Linked DNA regions of Homo sapiens: region 1 is linked to region 2. Evidence: chromatin loops called from intact Hi-C (ENCODE). Cell type or tissue: GM12878. All regions are shown on one strand. Each heading gives the region's core, and the rest is flanking DNA. Links, peaks and the distances in the headings are about the cores only.

What was found. A loop is a pair of places that touch in the nucleus more often than their neighbours do. Peaks named below come from ENCODE experiments on the same cell type or tissue, not always from the same donor. Only the 100,000 strongest peaks of a DNase experiment are listed, where the experiment ranks them.
Region 1: it touches region 2 in a loop (2.3-fold over the local background); 4 of 110 quality-filtered maps call a loop at or near these places.

What each region holds. Positions count from the first base shown.
Region 1 is chr4:78,918,499-78,926,708 of GRCh38, reverse strand. PAQR3 (progestin and adipoQ receptor family member 3) reads left to right here. Exons shown (of 6, transcript NM_001040202.2): 4 at 1-188; 5 at 2,762-2,852; 6 at 6,028-8,210. The coding sequence ends at 6,170. Among named protein-coding and RNA genes, the nearest start is that of PAQR3, 17 kb to the left of the region's middle. In GM12878, for the core only: a CTCF peak has its summit at 3,069 (motif pointing right); no DNase peak of the experiment used is centred there.
Region 2 is chr4:77,955,542-77,963,751 of GRCh38, reverse strand. It overlaps the pseudogene LOC100128297. Among named protein-coding and RNA genes, the nearest start is that of MRPL1, 97 kb to the right of the region's middle. In GM12878, for the core only: a CTCF peak has its summit at 3,983 (motif pointing left); a DNase peak (open chromatin) is centred at 3,961.

The sequences.
Region 1 (8,210 bases), core at 1,415-5,414, 960 kb before region 2:
AGGTGTACTTGATCACAGTGCTTGCTATGATCCTGGCAGTGTTCTTTGCGCAGATTCATCCCAATTACCTCACGCAGCAATGGCAAAGGCTCCGTTCTATCATCTTTTGTTCTGTTTCGGGATATGGAGTGATTCCTACTCTTCACTGGGTTTGGCTCAATGGAGGAATTGGTGCTCCTATTGTACAGGTAGGTTGAGTGTAGTTAATATTTTTCTCTTTTTTTTTTTCCTTTCAATTTTATTCCTTTTGGGTAAAGTAGTATAATCAGGCCAAGTGGGTAGATGTTTGTCATTTGAGAACATATTTGTAATTGCATGTTGATGCCGTAATTTTCACAGCCATATAAATAAGCATACCTTGCAGAAGTCGAGGTAAAATCTGAATACTGATTTTCTCTGAGTTGTCTTTCTGTAAAAAAAAATACATTATTATTCTCTATTACCCTTAGTATATAAATACCCAAGTCCTTATTTGTGGAGGAGGACTCCAAAGTTTCTAGCTTTGTCTGCGGGATCAGTGATAATGCCAATGATAACGCAAGTATAGAAATAGGAGCAGTTGATCTTTTAGGGGGTGAAGGGAGGTTGGGAAGGATTTTTTTTGTTGGACCCGATGAGTGTGGGGTACCCATTGGATGTAAAGGTAGAGATAGGATCTGGGATTTCAGCCAGAGTTTGAGACTGGCAATAAAGATTTGGAAATCATCATTGTATTGGTAGCTGGAGCCAGGGAAGCATGTTCAATCCACCAAGGAGAATATATTGAGAAATAAAAGAAGAGCTATTTGTTAGAATCAGGTATTATGGGGGAACAGTTGATGTGCATTAGGAAGAGTCTCAGTGAGAACTCAGGATTCTTGAGAAAAGGATTAGAAATAAGACTTACATTTTTAGAGATCATTACAAAAATGCTGTACATATGCACTAGAGAGTAAACTTGAGAATTTTTAATACAAGTAAATAGGCCAAGAAATCTGACAGAAATCACATATACTCATTGCAATGGTACCTTTGTCTAGAATGTGTGACTTTAAAGGGGGGTTTCATTCAAAAGAATCAGATTTTATTAGAAGAGGAGGGACCATTAGTGGGCCTACATTTATTTGCATGAAGTTGGCAGCAGCATAGTAGAAAACAGTTGGGTGTACAGCTGAAAAGAAAGGAAGTTCTGTGACAGAGTGAATTGAGTGATATAATCTGGCTACTTGGCCAATGTGAGGACAAGGGTGATGATGTCTTCATAAATTAGGATATTGGGAGAAAGGTGAGACAGTAATGATGAGGGACATCAGGAATCCTCCTATCTGTGAAAACATCTTTCTGACAATTTTGATTCCTTTATAATAAGAAAATGAAATGGGGAACTGCCACTGTAGATAAATTCCAGCTGGAATAATTGGTTGTTGATACAGAAGTGACCAAAATTTCTAGATTTGATAAACACATTCCTTTTGAGCTTATAATGACAAAAAGAATAAGACCCATTAAGTCAGTGAATTTTAGAGAAATTAAGAAAAAGGGATTTTTTTTTTGTATTCAGAAATCTTAAAATGGAAAGATGGCTTAGATAGTAGTTTTCAAAGATGGAATCCTAATGTGATCACAGATCATTCCGGTGAGGAAGCAAAGGGAAACTTTCACAGAAATTCTTTGATAAGCTCTATTTTAAAAAGATGGAAAGACAGGCACTTTAACAAAGTTAAAAAGTTCTGGAAGGGTTAATCTTGGGAGGCAAGATCAAGTTGTGTTCTAGAATGTTTGAGAAATCTGAGTTTGATTAATCTAAAAAATATAGGAGTTAGGGAGGGCTATGATGATTCTCATATTTGAAGAGGAAGGAGAAATTTGTCTTTACATTTTATTTCTTTGAAACAGAGTCTCTCTCTATTGCCTTCAAACTCCTCGGCTCAAGCAGTCGTCCCACCTCAGCCTCCTAAGTAGTTAGGACTATAGGTGTGCACCACCATGCCCAGCTAATTAAAAAAAAAAAAAACAACTGTAGAGAGAGGTGTCTTACTATGTTACCCAGGCTAGTTTTGAACTCCTGTCTTCAGCTAATTAAAAAATAATAATAATTGTAGAGAGAGGGGTCTTACTGTGTTGCTCAGGCTAGTTTTGAACTCCTGTCATCAAGCGATCCTTCTGCCAAAGCCTCCCAAAGTGGTAGGATTACAGGCATGAGCCATGCACCAAGCCTGTCCTTATTTCTTAAATGAGTTCTTGCTAAATTAGGTTTATAACCAGTATTAGGAACAATATGTATAAGGATAGCTTGCTGGATTTTCTCAGGGCCAGGAAAGTCTTCTCAATACTGTGTCAGCAGTGAGACAAAGTGCTTCATATAGTAGTATTCAAGAGGACCATTTATCTGGGATATTGGAACAGATTTCTGTCTGGGGAGACCCCTTAGGTCTTTTCCAGCCATAAGTTCCTGGTCTTCAGTGTCTTTGCTTATTTACCTGCCAACTCCATTTCCATATGCATTCTACACATATACCTACATTGTAGATGGAGTTGGATGCCCTTAGGAACTTCAGCATGTTAAAGCTCTAGCCCCTTTAGGAGCCTGACCGTTAGAGCATTCTCTGTGCTCCATTCTTGCAGGCTGCTTCCTGCATGTGAGGACAAGGTTTCTATTATTGGAGACAGTCTGCAAAACAGTTCAGATTTAACAATCTTAAATCCCACTATTAGATTCATAATAAATTTAGAGTTCAGTAACAGTAGGAAGATCTGTAAAAAAACATGTTCTGCTTTTCAGGACTTTGCACCCCGTGTAATTGTGATGTATATGATTGCTCTTCTTGCTTTCCTATTCTACATTTCCAAAGTCCCAGAGCGGTACTTTCCAGGTAGGTATCTCTTTTATAGCAGTTTTGTATTGTTAGTCTAAATATATGCCCAAGGTATATGCATCAGAGCATCAAAACTTAGTTTCATTTTTTAATATTATTGATTATGGAAATGATTCCTCTCTTTCCAAATGTTACCTAAAACTTTCAAAGGGCTTTCACTTTTCCTTTCATCCTGATCATGTGAGTTGAGTCCAGTAGGTGGTGTTGTCACTGTTTTATGGTTATGAACTAGTGACAAAGCTGACATTAGACTTTGAGTCTTCTGACTCCCAAGCACTATTTCTTTTAAAAAGTAGAACACCGTCAACTACCATTTACTTCTCTATATGCCAGCTGGTTCTTTAAAAGTAATTTATATATGCAGAGATATATAAAGCAAGAAATAAGCAAAGGACAGTAAGAAAATGTAAATGACGAGTTAATGGGTGCAGCACACCAACATGTCACTTGTATACATATGTAACAAACCTGCACGTTGTGTACATGTACCCTAGAACTTAAAGTATAATAATAAAAAAAAAAGATAGTGAAAAGAAGTGAGGTGTAGGATCACTTCACAATATGTACATCGAAGGGGTCTATAAAAAAGATAAAGGTGACAAAGCTGGCTTTAGGCTTCCTGGCACCCAGCACTAGGAAGAAAATAGTGAAAGTTAAGAGTCTTTATGTTTCCAGAAAAAGTGAAAAGAAGTGAGATGTAGGATCACTTCACAATATGTACATCAAAAGGGTCTATAAAATAGATAATGGTGACAAAGCTGGCTTTAGGCTTCCTGGCACCCAGCACTAGGAAGAAAATAGTGAAAGTTAAGAGTCTTTGTGTTTCCAAGATACACAAGCCAATAGATTTTTTTGTTCTTCATTCCAAAGAAAATATTTTCAGATGGAAAATAACTAAGAGGACACTGGGTGGAGTGAACAACAGTCTCCAAAACCTGTATTTGCTTGTTTGAGAACTTTAGCTCTGGAGTCAGACTGCTTGGGTTCAAGACCCACATCAACCACTTTCTAGTTACGTGGGCTAAGTAAGTTACTTAAGTGCTCTCAGCTCCAGTTTTCCTATCTAAAACATGGAAATACTTTTTTTTCCCCCCAGGGTTAGGGTAAGGATTAGATGAGAAAATGCATGTAACACAGTTTAATGAGGGTTAGATGAGAAAATGCACATATCATGTAACCAAGTTTCTAGCAATTAGTAGGGACTGAATAAATGACAGCAATTATTACTATGTCCCCCAGCCCTGGTCTTATAAGTGAAATATGTGGTTTAGTAAGAGACAAAGTGATGCAAATCCAGGTAAGTTTTGGCATGGGTCAGAAATAACATTTAGAGTACATAAAACTGATGTTTTTTTTCAGTTTGGAGAGCTATGAGTCAGGGAGCAGTTTAAATCTAAACTGCAAATTTATCCCCTCTTCTTCCTGGGTTAAGAATCACTTCCACGGTGAATCAGAGAAGGGATTGTACCACTCGTCACGTGTGTTGGGAAAGAAGAAAGGGTGAGAAACCCTGGCCTAAACAATCCATCCCACAGATCCTCAGGCATTCCTTTGTGTACTTGGTTTTTCACCACTGAGCTTTAAATAAGAATGGAAATACAAGGGAAAACCTGCGTTGTAAACATGAGGATTTGGGAACAGATCTAGGACATGCCACTGAATTGAAGACCACCCATCTTCCAGGCAGGGCCAGAATTACAGAAAACAATTCTGGTAAAATATATTTTTGTATCACTTTATTAATAATTCTTTTTAAAATTCTGTATTTTCTTTATAGCAAGACAAGTAGAACACTAAACCATGAAAATTCTCTATGTGATTATGACCATAGTGGGTTTTAGGCCTTAAAATATTCAGATCAGGAGTTACCAATTGTTTAATATAGGACATATATAAACAATCAAACTTATTGTAACTTAACCTTCCCCAAGACACACTTGACATAAAATGTGCCCTATGTAGCAGAGCATATTGAGTTTGGGTACATGAGAGCAGTGGAGATATGGAAACTAAAAAATTAAGTCTTTCCAGTGAAAAGTGATAGTCTCAAATGTTCATATATAAATGCCTTAGAAACTATCTCTGGCAAGTCCTCATGTATGACCTGGCCACTGGGAAATAAAATAAATTTTAAACTAAAAGCTTTCATTCAGCTCAGGTTGAATGTTTAAAAATGTATACACAACACAGTGGCATTTGATGGGTCCAAGGGTCCCCAAGGTGTCCATGGATAGAATTGAGTGGATCTCTGATAGTTGTATTAGATAATCAATATTTGTTGTAATCCTCTGTGTTTTGTTTTTTAAAAAAATGGGTCTGTAGGCTTCACTAGACTGCCAGAGGCGTCCATGGTACAAAAAAGGCTAAGAATCTTATTGATATACACTTTAAAATCTATGTACTGTACTGATTGGTAAGAAAAAAGAGAGGTTAGAGAATATTTACATTATATGACCATAGAAGCACCATGAGTATGTTATTTACATTGAAATTATTATAGCTCTGTATTTTATTTACTGAGAGAGATCAAGAAGTTTTCCGTATGTTAATTGTTTAATCTTCTCAGAATTTAACATTTGACCACAAAGAGATTAAATTGTTCTCTTAAGTTGTATATGAACTAAACAACCTTAGTTAATTAATCCATTACTAATTACATCCTGCAGATTATTCCATTAGTTAGAGAGCACAGAATTCAGGTCAGCACTTTTTCTTTGCACACCTGCTTGAAATAAAAAGTGCTTCTAATAGGTTTATATCTAAACCCAGCAGTATATCTCCTTCTCGCGGATTTATACCTAAATCACACCATGATTTTTAACATCTGGTTTCTTTTGCCTCTCTCAATAATTTTTTGTTGTTGTTCATTCCATCAAATGTGAGTTGAGATGTGGGAGGCATAAGGTCAAATTCCTGAAATTAAGTTAGATTTTGAAAACACACTTGGAATAGCATTTCTAAAGTTTACCTGTGTACTTAATAAATAAAACCTTAAAATTAGACCCAAATATGAATTGATCCATTTCTAAAAACGTTTGGAGCTTCCAGTTAGTCTCTAGGCACTCTGAGACTATGAAAATTTTTCTGCTAAGCTATACTTCCAAGAAATATATTTTTCCTTTAATGTCAACATATTGAAATCATTATCATTTTCTTTCTACCTTCTTTCCAGGACAACTAAACTACCTCGGATCAAGCCACCAAATATGGCATATCCTTGCAGTAGTGATGTTATATTGGTGGCATCAGTCAACAGTGTATGTCATGCAGTACAGACATAGCAAGCCTTGTCCTGACTATGTTTCACATTTGTGAATTAGGTATGGCCACCTGGTGAATTCAGTTGTTAAGCAATATATAATGGGGAATTGTATACCCCACTATTTCTAAGATTCCCATTAGTTTTCCCTTTTTCCTTTTTAATATGAGTAATGCTTTATAAAAATGGGAAAAAAAGTATACTTAAGGATCTGTAGTAATAACTGCTTTACAAAATCCTTAAAACTACTAATTTGCTGCTTGTACAGAAAGTGAAAATTAGTTGGCAATCATAAGAAACATCTGAATAACAACGATGAATGGGAAACTAGTGTTGAAATAGGATTCATTTTACTTAGCACCAGCTTAATTTCCTTAGGAAGGGCTCATGTCCATTAGAAAATGGAGTCATCTTATGTGCTTAATTATTTTCAGTTAATTGTCAAGTTTAAGTGCCTAATCAAGGCAAGTGTTGTTTCAGCCTATGCTTAATGCAAGCTAGGATAGTGATTTTAAATAATCACTAAAATCACTAGATTTAAATAATCACTAAAATGATTTGTGAGAAACTGGCACTTCAGATATTATATCCTTTAGCTATAGGTTCTTCTCTCCCTAAGAACATTAGATATTTTAGTTTTCCAGAACAAAAGCTTTAAACTTCTGCAGTAAGTTGAGAGAAGGGTTGAGAAGAGGAAAAGAACTTCTCATTTTCTATCAGATAAGAATCACATTAGAAACTAAGTACAAGATTAGACAACAAATTATGTGGTCAAATAATATAGTCATTAGCCACCTAAACATTTTAATTCCAGATATTATTTAATTCCATATAATAACTGAATTCTTGTGAGTGGATTACAGGTTTTTGATCCCAAAATTCCAGAGCTTTCAACTCTCTGAATTTGTAGTCCTGAATATCCCAGTGGTGGGGGTTCCCAGCATTGTGGGTGCTACTTGCAAGGCCATAGAATCTAGATGGCCCTGTCTTGACCCTGAAATGAACCTTAAGCCTTAGAACAAAGTCATGCAGATGCCCCATTTGATAATAATCTTATTCACCTGTGCTCTGGTCCTCGGTTTCTGCATGTGTTAGCATTGCATTGATAACTCAGAATCTTGATAAACACTTAATATTTGGGCCTGAAGCATTAAACTTTCTTTTTATTGTATATACTTAAAAAATAGAACTCACTGCCCTATCATACATTGTAGCCCTCTTATTCTTTGGTCTTTCATATGCATTAGTTAAATCCCTTAAAGTAGACATTCATAAAAACTTACATTGTTTATTGGAGTATAAAATATTACCCAAGTTTCTTCATGAGTTGACATGAGCTGTTTTAAATACTGGTGTATTTTCAGAACAGTAAAATTACTGAATATCAGAAAAAATGTTAATTGATGATGAAGCTTATTCCCAAAATGCCTTTTGTGCATATGATACTTGGAAAGTCACTAATGTGCCTCAGTTAATACATCAGTAAAATGTTGTGTTTCTTTTCCAGTGTAGTGTTTTTGGAATATAAATTCCCCATGCTAGTATAGTATCTCAGCAAAGAGAATTTCCCCCCAGGAGGCTCAGTAAAGGAATACCGTGTCTTACCCATCGTTATGATGGAAGGCTGCTTTGAAAATGGCTGTTTTACCTTATAAGGTTAAAATTTTGATCCATATGTTAAGTGATAGAAGATTTTGGTGCAACAGTAGTAGGATATATTTCTCCTAGAACATCCCTTATTGGCTTACATGATTTTATTGCCTTTTAATAGATATTTTGTCATTTTGGCCAAACAAAAGACACTGAGTAGTTACACTTAAGTTAAAAATGAGGGGAAAATCATTATTTTAGGTGTGGAGCCATTTTTATTATAAAACTTTCTCAAAATAAAAAAACATTGAATCATTTCAATTTTTGCAGTCCCTGTATTAGTATATGAATACATACTTGCCATTTGAATTAATAACATGAAAAGAGTATACTGTGTTTTTAAATCCGTGTTTCTTTGAATTTAAAGGGTGTACAGGTCTTTCTGTAGGGAAAATTATTCCATGTAAACATTTCAACTCTGTATGAAAATGTTAAATATTGTAAGA
Region 2 (8,210 bases), core at 1,642-5,641:
CCTCTAAAAAACCAATTAGTAATTTTTTTTGCATCCAAAGAATATTTGCTATGTATGTAAAAACACTTGGAGGGTGATGAAGTTAGTATTATGAATTCAATACAATGTAGTTAGTGATTTCATAGAACTGTAGGAGAAGACATTTAATAAAAATTCAAGTAATTAATGGGTCTAAGTTTTGTTGCCTCCTCCTATCACTGCTACTAATTCCTCCCAAATAGTCATCAAAGGTAGTGACCTAGTATAGTGGCATCTGTTGGTTTTGCCTGCCCAACACCCAGTAGCCCCTTTTTTTGGTAAAGTCACTTCAATATTTCTTTGGGGAATTTCTTCTACCCTACCACATGCACTTTGGTGAGATTATCAATTCTGCCTTCTTCTGACCAAGAAGTGGGCATGTAAACCAAACTAGGCCAAGCAGATTCTCTCCCCTTAGAATTTAAATCTTGAGTGACACAAGGTCAGAAAACAGAAATAATTCACCTTGACAGTAGCTCTCTGAGGAGGCTGTTCATTGGTTTCTGTGACATAGATCTCTTACGCTGCCCTGCTGCTTCCTGTCCTTTTCAAGTTACAGTTGTGTGGCTTTTCCTTTGATTCTGTGACCCACTCTATATCCTTAAAATACATGACTCTCATTAAGTCAGTCAATTTCTGTTGACTGTAGTTGACGAACACTGATACAGCTGGATATAAATACACTCAATAAAAAGGTCACTATTATGCAAGAGAGTCCATAGCATTTAAGTTTTGCCTTACTTTGTGCCAGAATTTGCTTCTTTATAAAGTCTATGTTAGTCCTGCCTAGCTCTACTTCCAGAGCTTCATAGTGTACATATATTCTATCCTTTAAATGGCACATGTTTGAAAACTACTATCATTTTTCCCCATATGCTTTCTCAGCAAAATAACTCATTTTCTCATTTAAAACATATATGACTACTACACACCCACTAAAATAGCTGAAAGAACAGACAGTTCCAAGCGTCAACAAGGATGTGGAGAATCTGGAACACTCATGCATTGCTGGAGGGAATGTAAATGGCATAGCCACTTTGGAAAATAGTTTGGCAATTTATATAATTTATAAACGTACTTAATATTTTCAATGGGTTTTAAAAATAAATGTAATTACCTATTGTAATGTCATCTTAGGAAACAATTTCATGAAATCATGGCCTTTATGTTAGTTATCTTATCCTACAATGCATTAAAGATATACTTAATTATTAATTTAAAATGTGATTTACTTATAATCTAAATTAATTCCTTGTACCACGAATGGTACAACTCCTCAGAGTTTTCTGAATACATATATTGATTGCCCTTTGGGAAACACCAGGTTTTTGTCTTTAAATTAAAATTTTGAATAAAATAATTTTCATTAAAGCAATAACCAACTTTGAAAGCAGTATTATAAAGTTTTACAAGCCAACCCATCAGAGAAATGCAAATCAAAACCACAACAAGATACCATCTCACACCAGTTAGAATGACAATCATTAAAAAGTCAGGAAACAACAGGTGCTGGAGAAAATAGGAACACTTTTACACTGTCGGTGGGACTGTAAACTACTTCAACCATTGTGGAAGACAGTGTGGCGATTCCTCAAGGATCTAGAACTAGAAATACCATTTGACCCAGCCATCCCATTACTGGGTATATACCCAAAGGATTATAAATCATGCTGCTATAAAGACACATGCACACATATATTTATTGCGGCACTATTCACAATAGCAAAGACTTGGAACCAACCCAAATGTCCATCAGTGGTAGACTGGATTAAGAAAATGTGGCACATATACACCATGGAATACTATGCAGCCATAAAAAATGATGAGTTCATGTCCTTTGTAGGGACATGTATGAAGTTGGAAACCATCATTCTCAGCAAACTATCTCAAGGACAGAAAACCAAACACCACATGTTCTCACTCATAGGTGGGAACTGAACAATGAGAACACTTGGACACAGGTTGGGGAACATCACACACTGGGGCCTGTTGTGGGGTGGGGGGAGGGGGGAGGGATAGCATTAGGAGATATACCTAATGTAAATGACGAGTTAATGGGTGCAGCACACCGACATAGCACGTGTATACATATGTAACAACCTGCACGTTGTGCACATGTACTCTAAAACTAAAAGTATAATTAAAAAAAAAAAGTTTTACAGGCCAAGTACGGTGTCTTACATCTGCAATCCCAGTACTTTGGGAGGCCGAGGCAGGAGGATTACCTGAAGCCAGGAATTTTAGACCAGCCTGGACAACATAGCGAGACCCTACCTCTACAAAAAAAATTAATTAGCCAATCATGGTGGCATGCTCCCGTAGTCCCAGCTACTCAGGAGGCTGAGGTGGAATGATTGCTAGAGCCCAGGAGTTTGAGCTGCAGTAAGCTGTGATCGTACTACCACACTCCCGCCTAGGCAACAGAGCAAGACCCTATCCCCACCCAAAAAAAAAGAAGAAAGGAAAAAATAAAGTTTTAGGTAGCATATAATGAGATATAGAAAGTGTTAGGCCTTTTATTCATTTAGCAAATACTTCGAGTTTTTTTTTTTTTTTGGTTGGCTTTTTATCAATGGGAAGTGACTGAAGAGTCAGAGATGTGGAAAACCTCCAGAACCGGGATGTCTCCCTTCTACTCTATGTCCGACATAAACATGCAATTTCAGGGAAGAGGGAGACCTCCACATAGGAAGGAGAAAAAGGAAATATAACAAAATGTTAAGTGGTTGTTTTAGGAATTCTGGGTCATTGAGTTCTTTCTTTAAATTCTTAATTATGTTGATTTCTCTACTTGCCAAAATGTAATATGCTTCCATTTGTTTTAGATAAAAACCATACAGTAAAACTTTTTGTTCTTTTGGATACCTTGGATAAAAAGATATACAAATATACCTTCCATTGTTGATAAGAATACATTTCTAATTGTATATTTTTATTCAAAAATAAAAATTCAGCCAAGCCCCGGAGCTTGTGCCTGTAATTCCAGCACTTTGGGTGGCTGATGCGGGCAGATAGCTTGAGCCTAGGAATTCGAGACCAGCCTGGGCAACATAGTGAGACCCCCATCTCTACAAAAAATAAAACAGCCAAGCATGGTGAGCACCATGGCATGTACCTGTGGTCCCAGCTACTCAGAAGGCTGAGGTGAGAGGATCACTTGAGCCCAGGAGGCCAAGGCTGCAGGGAGCGTGATCGCACCACTGCACTCCAGCTGGTGCTGGATGACACAGCAAAACCTTGTCTCAAAAAAATAGTAACATTTTTAAAGTAAAAAACAAAAATTTAATTGAAGATATCAATTTTTATTTTAAAAATATTGATATTTACATGCAACCTTTTGTGACTAATTATGCTGCTGCCTCGTTTTGAGAACTACAGTTCTCAAAGCACTAGAAAAGGTGTTTGGCTCGTTATTATGTGAAAAATATAATCCAAACAAAACAAACAAAAACTAACGGTACTCAATGGCTAGAGTAAAACACAAAAACAATGGGTTCTGAAATAATGCACCTAAAATCTTCTTGTAATTATAGCTTGACAATTTTTAAAGCTCTATAGGTTCAGTAACATGATATGTGGGATTTGCTTGTAAGTTCTGCAGAAGGGATGACGACAAGCTGGGGGCTGGGTACATGGAAGGGACAGGTAAAATGGGAATAATAGCAGAACATTGATCATTGCTGAAGCTGAATGGGTATTCATTATTGTATTTTCTTCATATTTGAAAAATTCTATACTAAAAGTTTTAAAAAGAATTTTTACAAACCTCTAAATACGCATGATCACAGAAACAGAAAGCAACCTCTGTTATATTCCCAAAATAGAATGAAATAAACAAACAAAAAATTCACTCTGAAATAAAGCTCCAGGTGGCCTATAAAGTGTTTTGTGTTTTCTATTTGTACAGGCAAGTGAGAAAACAATTATTGACCAGTAAGTACGCAACTGTTTTTAAGTTGTATGAAAGGCTGTTATCGCCACCTACTGGACTCTGTTATTGACTACTTGCTGTAAAAAATTAAGATTTTTTTAAAACCAACAATCATTATTTAACAGGTCCCCCCATCCCATCTTAAGCATCTAGTTAACAAAACAGTATAAATAAAACCATCAAATTTATGTTCTTGTTTTTATATTAGTAATGCTAATTAATGTTATGTTACATCACTTCTTAGTGTGAAATGCCCCCTGCTAAAAAGGTATATATCATAAAATTTGGGTTTGAAAGTACATTGATGATCATCCTATGATGTTCTTGTTTTACAGAAGATCACAGAACTTGAATTGTTTTCCCATAGGGTAAGAACCCAGAATTTAAATTATTTACACATAGGGATAGTCCAGAAAGTTATAAACTAGTCCTGGCTCTTAAGTTCAGTGCATTATTTTTTTTTCATTTGTCTTTTAAAATCTAGACCTATATTGCAAATTTTATATCTTTTATAACTTGGCTAATTGCACACACCAGTGATTCTCCACTCTGGTGCATCAGAATGACTTGTGAAAGTTTTAAAATAAAGCTGGCACCAAAGCCAGAGATTTTTATATCCAGCCAGGGTTAAAAGAACTATTAGTAGATACCAGTGGTTCTCAAAGTGTGGTCCCTGGACAAGCATCACCATCATCATCATCATCATCATCATCATCATCATCATCATCATCATCTCGCCATCACCTGGTTAGAAATGCAAATGTTCACAGTCCACCCCAGAGTACTGGGTGGGGGGCTGTAATTTGTGTTTTGCAAGCCTCCAAGTAATTTGGATACAAGCTAAAGTTTGAGAATCACTATTATTTACTACAAAACCGGTAAATTTCTACTCTTTTACATACAAGAATTAATTTAACTGTAGTAGAGCCCTCTGGCTGTGCGTGTCTGAGGATCAGCCTCCGGGGGCTGGACAGTTTGCTGAGCCCCTTAGTGTCCCCTGGCGCTAAGACTCACACAGCGGTCACGTCCAGCTACCTGCGTCCTCCAAGGTGCCTCTGTTCATCAGGAATGGAGCCAGTAACAGCAGGTTCAAAGATTTATGGCATGAATTTGGTCATTATGATCCTATAGTTGATGTGTATGTTCCACTTGATTTCTACACTCACTGTCCAAGAGGAGTTGCTTATGTTCAATTGGAAGATGTTCGTGATGCTGAAGATGCTTTACATAATTTGGACAGAAAGTGGATTTGTGGATGTCAAATGGAAACAGTTTGCACAGGGGGATTGGAAGACCCCAAATCAGATGAAAGCAAAGGAAGGTAGGAGTGTGTACAGTTCTTCACGCTATGATTATGACAGATATAGATGTTCTAGAAGCCAAAGTTATGAAAGAAGATCAAGAAGTCGGTCTTTTGCTTACATCTATAGAAGATCTTGTAGTCCTAGAAAGAGTGGATGGACTGGAAGACCATGGTGTAGCAGAAGCCATTCCAGCAATGATAGAGTCAAACACTGAAATCAGTCTTTTTCAAGATCTAAATCCAATTCAAGATCAAGGTCCAAGTCCCAGCCCAAGAAAGAAATGAAGGCTAAATCGTGTTCTAGGTCTGCATCGCATGCCAAAACTAGAGGCACCTCTAAAACAGATTCCAAAACATATTACAAGTCTTGCTCAAGACATAAAAAGGAATCAAGGAAAAAAGAACCGCCTTGTTCCAAATCCCAGTCAAGGTCACAGTCTAGGCCTAGGTCAAAATCTAGATCAAGATCTTGGACTAGTCCTAAATCCAGTGGCTACTGATAGTATAAACCATGATCATTTTTAGGCACGTATCGTTCATTCGCTCATAGATTGGCTTAAATTATCAGGAATACAATGTTTAACAAACACTTGTTAGTTTTCCCTGTACCAGGCAATGGTTATATTAAAATGACATGCTGTTGAGAAGCCACTCTTGAGTCCAGTTTGTTTAGTGCTATGGGCAGCTACCAATTTGTTGTGTCTGTGTATATTTTTGTAAAGATTCTCGTTTTTATGCTTGAAGTATTTGGTGAAAAGATGTTGGTTAACCATAATTTGCAACATTGTCTTACTAAACTTTCATATTAATATTTGGTAGAACTGTTAACCTAGGAAGGAGTAAGATAGAGTGTTACAAAAGTGAAGTTGTGGCCACAGTACAACACTGACTGCTCAGACACATTTAGGTTCAGTGTGGACCTTTATGTCTTATCAAGATGTCTAGGCCCTTGATAATAGTTTATGATGCAATGTGGATTAGTTCTTTTGTTAACTCCACCGTCTTGGGGAATAATGCCAACTGAGTTATGTAGTATTTTCAAGGAGATTAAGTTTTTGACTGAAACATGGAGCCTTTGCTTTTTTTCTGATTTCTATAGACTTGGAACAAAAAAACATCAGAAAGACTCACCTTAAAATTTGAGGGGGTCAATGATGGCAGAAACAATTTTAAGGGGAAAAGAATGTTCTTATGTGGTTATTCTAAAATTTAAGAAGTACTGTTGACCATAACATTGCTTAGTTTTCTTACTGCCCTTAGAAACGAGTGAATTGTTTCAAAGTAGGCTATGTGTCGGGGGCGGGTGTATAGTGTAAAATAACTGAAATGTTGATGCTTACAGCACTTGGTCTATACATTCGTATCAAAATTTGCCTGCTTCTTTATGTGGGAGGCTTGCTTTTCGCACCTCAGTTTATTTAATGTGAGGCAAGTTCAAAAACAACACATTCATTCTAGGTGATTCTGTGGTGCCATGAAATTTAAAATGATTTTGGAAAAAAAGATTAGTCAGTTTTAAGCATGAGTCACATCTTTTGAATTTTTGACTACCAGTGTAGTACCTGACTAAAAATAAAGAAATAATACCCTTTACCATTTATAATTTCTAGTACTCCTCTGAAAGATTGTTTTGGGGACAAAAGTGACTTGACATGTCTAATCTCATATTGCATAAAAAGCTAGCACCTTTTAAAATCTCAGATTGCTTGCTTAAAGATATAAGTAAGAATTATGGAGAAGCAATTCCTTTAAGAGGATTACTTATTTCAGTTGTTTTTAGTAATCTAGGCTTTGTCTGTAGAGAACAAAACGATGGCAGTAAGCTGAGATAGCTCAATTGGGAGAGTATTAGACTGAGAACAAAACGATGATTTTTAAATACTACATGCTAAGTGCTTAAGGGGTTGATTGTAGGACCTTTGTATATTTGATAGTATTTCTTCCATTTCTTTAGTGTTTGCAGTTAATGTTCTGTTCTGCTACGCAATCATTTATATGCATGTTTTTTTATTTTTTAAAGATTTTCCTGGATGTATAAACAACAAAAAGTGTATTTAAAACTGTAGCAGTAGTTTGCAGTTCTAGCGGAGAGGAAAGTTGTAGGGCTAAACTTTCTACTTTTTTTCTTGTAGAAGCTTCTAAAAAGGCATTTTATAGTTCTCTTTAACAAATATTGTGTACAGCTTTTAAAACATCAATATTTGGATCAAAGCAAGACCCAGCTTATTTTCTGCTTGTTGTAAATTAAGCAAACAGAAATAAAAAACTTTATTTTATGAAGGAAAATTTTTCTTCATTTTGCTATAATAAAAACAAAATGAAGAAAAAAGATTTGATTTACTGTTCTCTAAGAAAAAAAGAGATTTAAATTTAGTAATATAGTGTGATTTTACTCTTTTTCCAGAAGCATACACTGAACAAAGCTCTAGTTAGCCAATAGGAAAAATGCTCTAATGGAAGAGTGGAGAGTAATTTATTCATAGGCCAGTTAATAAGACCCTGGAATGTTCCTGCCTAGAGCAAATTTTCCAACCATATTTCCTTATTCTGGCTTGTTCTGCTCAGTAAGTTACCTTTCTAAGACATAATAAGGTCTTTTAGTCACATCAGACCTTTTGACCCAGGAATGCCACTTCTAAAAATTAGAAAATAAATTACGCTCCAAGGATTTCTCCAAAGCACTGTAAATAATGGGGGGAAGGGGATCCTGGAGTTAGTTAAATGTACAACAATTGAGGAATGAGTCCATAAAATAGAACATCAACAGGATGGAATATTGTTCAACCATTAAAATGATGCTTTTCATATGGCATTTTAAATATAGGAAATGCTTACTTTATAACATGTACACACACAGATACATACACACTCACAACTGAAGACAACAAAGTACTAAAATATTAATGCTGGTTATCCTTGAGTAATAGATTATGAGTGATTTTAAAAATATTTAATCAG